Linked DNA regions of Homo sapiens: region 2 is linked to region 1. The links are chromatin contacts, found by Hi-C or POLR2A ChIA-PET in ENCODE. All regions are on one chromosome and are shown on one strand. The core of a region is the stretch at or near the end of the contact, and the rest is flanking DNA. Distances in the headings are between cores, read along the strand shown.

The links. Hi-C counts contacts between places; a loop is a spot of excess contacts on that map. ChIA-PET counts read pairs that join two places held with the same protein, here RNA polymerase II (POLR2A). Pooled maps may share reads with other maps.
Region 2: a pooled map shows a loop between it and region 1 (3-fold over the local background). The contact joins two enhancer-like sites. A Hi-C loop is called at or near these places in 8 of 50 pooled maps. POLR2A ChIA-PET finds 5 or more read pairs at or near these places in 3 of 52 experiments (AG04450, MCF 10A and activated T-cell).

Annotation. Positions count from the first base shown.
Region 1 is chr2:143,148,621-143,152,729 of GRCh38, reverse strand. All of the region lies in intron 1 of ARHGAP15 (Rho GTPase activating protein 15), which reads right to left. Among named protein-coding and RNA genes, the nearest start is that of ARHGAP15, 21 kb to the right of the region's middle. RefSeq lists an enhancer at 3,865-3,924. Within about 2 kb of position 2,274, at least 6 of the 41 ENCODE cell types and tissues checked have a DNase peak (open chromatin) inside an H3K27ac peak, as active enhancers do.
Region 2 is chr2:143,082,047-143,085,892 of GRCh38, reverse strand. No RefSeq gene overlaps it. Among named protein-coding and RNA genes, the nearest start is that of ARHGAP15, 45 kb to the left of the region's middle. Within about 2 kb of position 2,037, at least 3 of the 41 ENCODE cell types and tissues checked have a DNase peak (open chromatin) inside an H3K27ac peak, as active enhancers do.

The DNA of each region.
Region 1 (4,109 bases), core at 1,025-3,524:
ATTGTTCTTCTATTGTTAAATATTTGGGGATTTCTAATTTTGCAGACCACTATATTGCTCTGGGAAGATAGAGAAAAATGACACAAAACCTCGTCTTAAAGATTTCTATCAACAGAAAACATACATATACCCCTTCGACCTTTACTGAGATTCTCCTAAGTGGCAGGCACCATTTTAGAGACTAGAGATAATCTTTATCAAGTGCCCCAGAGTTTGGTGAGGGCAATAGAGAAACAATCAATAATTAACTGAGAATAGGGCAGTGCCCAGGTGGGGAGAGGAGCAATGGCATTAAACTCAGGTGGAAGTGGGAGGTGGAGAGAGAGGAAGTCTGCAAGAGAAGATCAGATTACATCAGAGCTAAGTCAGTGCAGGTTGGACATTTCTGGCAAAGGATTTGGCAATGCAAAGGTGTGCAGATACCTGGGATATTATAAGGTAGGTATTGACATATGTCATGAAGGGACATAAAGTACCAGGGAAGTTCGAAGAAAGAAAGAAACAATGGATTTCATAGAGAAGGTAGCATTTGACCTCTCTGTGGGGATATCTGATCATCTCGCTTATCTTTCATCTGGCTGAATGATTGACTGAGAGTCCCATCCCTTCTAACCCAACCAGTACCAGAGGGGCTGGTATTCTAGACACTCTGAGGAAGAGAATGTGTGTTGTCCTGGATGTACATAACACACAATGTTTTTTTGTGGATGAATTGAGAATGGAGATGAATTGAGAGGGAAGCAGAGCCCTGCTGCCGGACAGAAGGAGGACAGTTGAGGATGGAAATCTAACAGGATGATGACAGCTGTGCCAGTGGCTGTGGGACCTGTGACTGCTGTACCTGTGGGTTCAGAGACGATTTCCTCTGATTCATCCCGTTAGGAACCTCTCATTCCAATTAGACAGGGCTGTTTCTAGGCCATATTTTGCAAGTTGTTTTGGGGTCCCACTTAGAGCCCTTTCTTTATTCCCTTTCAACTCCCCAGTTTCCCCCTGCCTACATCCCAACAGTTTTTTCTCTAGTAGACACCCTATAATCCTTTTCATATTTCAGCTGCCAGAGCACCCACTGCAGCATTCACTTAGGCTTAATCTAACTACAGTGTCAAAATTTATAAAAATTTCCATCATCCATTCTTTCTTACCTCTGAATCACTTAGATGTATATGGGAGGGGTATGATTAGACTAGCTAACACAATGTTATATCAGTCAGACTTTCCCTTAACTCTCAAGGAAGCATTTAACTGAATCTCAAACTGGAAACTCTTCTGGCTACATGAAAGAACTATCTTAGAGTAGAAGAGCATTGATCAGTCCACTCTATTTATGCCCTTACATAAATTCAGAGGTGGTAGGATTTGTGACTGGGGATGGGACATTAACATTGCATTCTGGAAAATGGTGCCTCCTAGAGCTGTATGATGCAATATCCCTTCCATGGTGGTCTTATTTTTTAGCCTTTATGAAATAAGGTTCTAGGGAAGAAACTCCATTGCAAAGCCTGCTCAACATCGACTCAAAAGAAACCCTCATACCCCAGAGTCCAACTTGACTTGGCTTCCAGAACCTAGGAGTGGTTGTTCTTCCAGGAATATCTGTATTAATTTCAGGGTGTTCTCTCAAAGAGAACGAGGAACTCCAGTTTTGTGAGTCTTTCTGCATTATTATTCCAAAAATATTCACAGGAATCTTAAATTATATTCTGTTGTTCCACCCATGTTTTCATTCCTCACTGACCTTCAATTTTCTAGATTTGGTAGATTGTAAAATCAATAATATTTGCTTATGCTTATTTCTATGTAATTTAGTAATATCAGGCTTATTAACTTCAAATCATATTAAGTTTAGGTTTTGCTTGATCTATGTGCCTCTTCAGTATTCCCCTTGTTCTTCCTAGAACACGTTACCCACTCATGTCATCATCATTATTGTTACTATTAAATTTTGTTAGAGAAAACTTTGATGCCTTGTGTTTTTATGTTCTTACAGGAGGCATACAGAGCACTGGTGAATGACTAATGAAAATATTGAAGAACTGGCTCATTTTGCATGTGTTTGAGATATCCATTGATTTTACTAAACTCTCCAAATAAATATCCCTGAGTTAGAAATTGAAATGTAAATCACTTAAGACTGGCTTCACTATTCTCTAGACTTCCTGATTTTACGTGTACCAACAGAAGAGCAAGAATACCTTGTGATATTGCACTAGTTCTCCTTTCAATCCTGTTTAAAAACAGGAAGCAGTAATGAGAATGCACTTCATAAGAGCAACACGAACTTTGGCTCTGCTCAAACTACGTGGTTCGATGGTGTCCTGGGCTTCTGGGCTTGATTTTCCTACTCATACTGCAAATAGGAGTGAACATGATATTTCATCTAATCATAAATTTCATAGCTGCTCTCCCAATTATTTGTTGCATTCTGTTAACTACACTAAAGCTCAGCAGCCTGCCCTTTTGAGTTAGAATGTGTATTTTTGACATCTCTTTCACATCAACAGCATTAAAAGTAAAAATATATTAAGTAATTTTTGAGCTGGGAAAAACTGGATAGGCACTATGATATAATCTTTATGCTGCTGAGTAGAGAAAATGTAGGCTTGGGTATACTGAACACCATCCCCTGGTGTCACATTCTGTTCAGAATAACTCTAGGATGGCACTCAGGGCCCACACCCCCCAGCATCCTTGATTTCGCCATAGACCCACAAATCAAGTGGACATTGTGTATGGAAAGAAAAGGTAACAAGAAATGTAAAGAAAATCTGGCAGATAAAATGATCATAGTGTAGCCACGTTAGGTATGTATCATGCAAGTCTTTCTGTTTAATCATTTATAAATGTTCCTCTGCTTCCTGACAAAACAATAGAGACTTAAATGTTTGTTGAATGTATAAATGAAAAACAAATATGGAACCTAGTTTATGCCAGTGTATGTAGCCTGGCAAAGAAGAAAATGTCTTTGACCAATTTTCTTACTTTAAAAATGTGTAACTCACCTTTGCTAATATTTCTTAGAGTAAATAAACTATGGATATTTTATTATAAGTTAGAGGCAGAAAGAAAACAATGTTTCTTCTGTGTTCTGAGGCTAATATTAAAGTATGCTTGGAGATTCATATAATATTTTAGGGTTAAAAATATCATATTTCTATTTCCCAAAAGCCCTGTATCTTCTTCTCATTAAAAAAAGATCAAATTTATCACAATCTTAGAATTTTCAGGGATTTTTGCTTTGAGAATAGTCTTCCTTGAGTTTCAGATTTGGATAGGTACTTGATATTTTTCCCTAAAAGAAGGATGCTTCTGGAAGACATAGGTTGCCACTGAGAGTTTTGTGAGTAAAATCTCAGAGGCAAGAAATGGCCATACACCCAGGGAATTCCCATTTCATGAGTGTTAGCCTGAGTTTTCACTCCATGGCAAGGGAGCTGTATATTTAGCACATCCACCACGAGGAGCGAAGGTCCACCACGAGGAGCGAAGGTCCCCTCTGCCTAAACATGCACAAACTTTCTCTGGTGACACAACCCCATTCCCTGCTCTACATGTATTAGAGGAGCTGTTTCTCCAGGTCTGCTAAGAGCTCATGACAACTCCACAGATAAATAGTATTTCTCCGAGAAATTCATTTCTATCCCCTGGAAAGATCTTATGTTGATCTGTGGTAGAACAAGTCTGTTCCCCTGTGGAAATGAGTTGTGGTCCTGGTAGCTCCAGTAATGTGTGCCACAACCTTCGCGTCACACTTTCCTGACAGGTCAGTAATTAACTCGCATTGCAATTGTTTGTTGTCTCCACCACAGCAGCCATTTACCAAAATAGCATTTTAATTTCAGTTTCCTTCCATTTCACTTTCCTTTTGTTTTCTCCCTGTGGCTTTTACATCTCTATTAAGTCTAATTTCCCCGACCACTCTGTAAGCTGAGAGAGTGCAATAAAACTCAGTTTCAAAAATGTCAAATATAATGAGAAAGGAAGATCACAGTAAAGGAATGTGACCATAGCCACCCCATTGGGTAACATTGTCTTTGGGCAGGTGTTATATATAGGAAATGTGATAATAAGTTTTTGCATTTATTTAACTTATAGCAGGGAATCTGGAG
Region 2 (3,846 bases), core at 788-3,287, 67 kb after region 1:
ATTAGCCCCTAACAAGAGAGTCAGCCTGTTCTTTGAATCTTTGAAGCCAGGCGTTGTCTTCTATGTTCTAGCTGCGAAAGTCTTAGATGGGATCTTCTTCCACTAGAAGTCTATTTCCTCTACTTGAAAACCTGTTGTATGGTGTAGCTAGATCTTCTGGGTACTTTGCTGCAGCTTCTAGGTCAGCATTTGCTGTTTCACCTTACAGTTTTATGTTATGGAGCTGGCTTCTTCCTTAAACCTCATGAAGCAACCTCTTCAGCAGTGCCCTTACCTGTAAGCCTTCACAGAATTAAAGAGTTAGGGCCTTGCTCTGGATTAGCCTTTAGCTCTTAAGGGAACATTGTATGACCTGTTTGATCTTCTATCCAGTCCTCCCAAACTTTCTTCATGTCAGCAATAAGGTTGTTTTGCTTTCTTATCATTTTTGTGTTCACCGGAGTAGCACTTTTAATTTCCTTCAAGAGCTTTATTTTGCATTCACACATTAACTAAACCATTTGGCAAAAGAGGCCTAGCTTTCAGCCTGTCTCTGCTTTCAACATGCCTTCCTCACTAAGGTTAGTCATTTCTAGCTTTTGATTTAAAGTGAGAGACCTGTGACACTTCCTTTGACTAGAACACTTAGAGACCATTGTAAAGTTATTATTAACTGGCATAATTTTAATATTGTGTCTTGGGGAGTAGGGATGCCCATGCAGAGAAAGAAAGACAGGGAAATGGCCAGTGGAGCAATCAGAACACACACATTTATTGGTTAAGTTCACCAAGTTATACGGGCATGGTTTGTGGCATCCCAAGACAATTATAATAGTAACATCAAAGATCACTGATCACAGATCACCATAACAGATATAATAATGAAAAAGCTTGCAATGTCACAAGAATTACCAAAATATGACACTGAGACATGAAGGGAGCACACACTGTTAGAAAAATGGTGTCAATGGACTTGTGTGACACAGTTGCCATAGACCTTCAATTTGTATGAAATGAAATATCCACAAAGTGCAATAAAGCGAAATGCAATAAGGCAATGTATGCCTGTATAGAACATGCAGTATGCATGAATTATTGCTTTCTTTTCCTGAAAGTTAGTGTGAAAGCAGTGAAAGCAGGTATGGAGAAAGCAAGGAAAATGTTACAGGCGCCCACCCTTCCTGGCTGGAATGGAGTTTGGCATATGGTCAGAGTTGCGCATGTATTTCCTGTAAATCAATGAATAGTTCCTGCATTCAATGCTAAATATTCCATATTTTAAACAAGTGTGTGGTGACTGAAGCCAGAGAATCCTGTGAAAGACTATCACCTCTGTCAGGAGAGAGGCAGGTTTATAAAGAGGCTTAAGCAGCTAAACAAAATAATCAGTAATAATCTGCAATATTGTTATCCCCCTAAGGGATTGTGTAGCAATTGAGAATTGTAGAATCCCCACAGAAACACAGTATAGAAGGGAGAGGGAAAAGGAACAGGCATAATTAGAACCTAAGGGTTCTAGACTTTGACTACTTTGGTCCTCAGTTTCTACATCTGTACAAAGTGGGGATGTAGAATTTTAGGGCCCCAATGACCTCTAAACAAACTGCAGCTCTTCAATGGAGGCAACATGCCAGAAGCCTATATTCTTTAAATAAGTCCAGTGTGGACAGTTTTTCCTCCATTACTGGAAAACAGGACACTTTGATTGACTTCCAGGTCATGTATCTAATTTGTATTTTGAGTAAAAAAAATAGTACAAAATAGACCTCATATAAACACTAGAATCCTATTGGGAAATGCTCTGGGAAATGCTTGTTCCTGAAAGACACTTGAGAGGCAGGAGGAATTTTTGTCAGTTTGGCCACATTCAACCTGGGTCCTCAGCTCACTGAAAGGAATGAAGAGCTGCATCATCCACCTACACAATTTAGGCCATTCTTTATTTTTAATTTATTTTGACTGAGCACATTTAGTCCAAGCGTTTGAAAGTGAAACATTCTGCATGCAACAATGCCACCGTATTTAGATGATGCCATTTCCTCTCTGACTCACTCATTACTGCTCATGAAGAAAACCTGAGAAGTTGAGTCTTCTGAGGAATTCCAGAAACTGAAAAAAAAAAAAAAAAAAGAAAAGAGGAAGTCTTCTTTTATCCCTGTTGTTAGGATTAAAACTCTCCTCTTCACTTTCATAAGACTTGGTGGAAGTACCTCTGTTAGCTTATTCTGACTTAGATTTAATGATATTTATCTTTATTTCTAATTCTTGTTCTTTGGGAGTTGGAATCCTATTTCTCTATTTTCTATATATATATATATATATAAATGCTAAAATAATTCTAACACAGGATTTTTTTTTTTTTTTTTTGAGACAGGGTCTGGCTCTGTCACGCAGGCTGGAGTTCAGTGTCACAATCTCAGCTCAATGCAGACTCAACCTCCCAGGGTCAAGCAATCCTTCCACTTCAGCCTCTTGAGTAGCTGGGACCACAAGAGTGCACCACCAGACCTGGCTACTTTTTGTATTTTTTGTAGAGAGGGGGTTCACCAGGTTGCCCAGGCTGGTCTCAAACTCTTGAACTGAAACGATCTGCCCACCTCACCCTCCCAAAGTGCTATCATGCCTGGCCCTCAAACAGGATTTTTAATGATGCAATAATTGAACCAGTCCCTTACAGTTGTGCATTTGATTCCTGCTTTCTATCTTTATAAATAATATTTAGACAAGCTTTCCTGAATATAATCTTTATGAATTTTTCTGGAGTCTATTATGTTTCCAAAGGTAGCTACAACCAGAAAGCCCATCTATGTGGTCTCCCACAGTATGCCTATGCTGCTTCAGCATCAAGAAGTAGTATGAATTTCCCCTTCCTTGGGATCTAGGCTAGCCCTGTGACTTGTTCTGGTCAGTAGAATCTGGTGGAAGTGACACTGGGAAACTTTCAAAGCTTGGCCTAAAGACATCTACAGCTTTTGCTGTCACGACTTAAAATGCTCGCTTTTGGGATCTAGTCACCATGAAAAGGGGCCTGAGCATCCATGGGGTGGGGTAGGGTGGGAGTGGGCAGAAAGAGAGAGATAGAAGTCTCAGGTGTCCAGCATCTCAGCTATCCCTGCTAAAGTGCCAGATATGTAAGTCAAGTCATCTTAGTTATTCCAGCCCCAGATGCCATTGGAGTGGAATTTAACCCTGTAAGACATTCCAGACAATGACATGTAAGTGGAAAAACCACTCCAGCTGAGCCCTGTCCAATTTATGATTTACAGAATTATGGGCAAATCAAAACATTGTTCTCCCAGCCATGAAATTTATGCAGCAATAGATAATTAAAACATTTTTAAATTTAGAAAAATGCTTAGAAATACAATTATATTTCTAGTTTTTAGAAGGATAATATTTCTGGAAAATACCAAGCAGAGGTCTTTCTGGTCTCCTTAAATCATGATTCCTATGAGTTCTCATAGGGGATTTTAGATTTAGGGAGACACAGATACAGTGTAACATAATTCATTGTTCAGCTATGTGAAATTAGGCTTTCCTGAATTCTTCATTGAGACTTATAGTCTGGAAAATCAGAAACCTTATCAAGAGGAAAACGGGTGTTAAAAGAAAAACTTCAACCGAATTAAGTTTAAAGGAGTTTAATTCAGCAATGAATTATTCATGAATTGGGCAGCCTTCTGAGCCAGAGTAGGCTTAGAGACTCCAGCACACCCAGTTAGTGGAAGAAAATTTATGGACAGAAAAAGGAAAGTGACGTACAGAGAATGGAAGTGAGGTATTGGTTACAGCTTGGTGTTTGCCTTACTTGAACATGGTTTGAACAGTTGGCTACCTTTGATTGGTCAAAACTCAATGATTGGCACA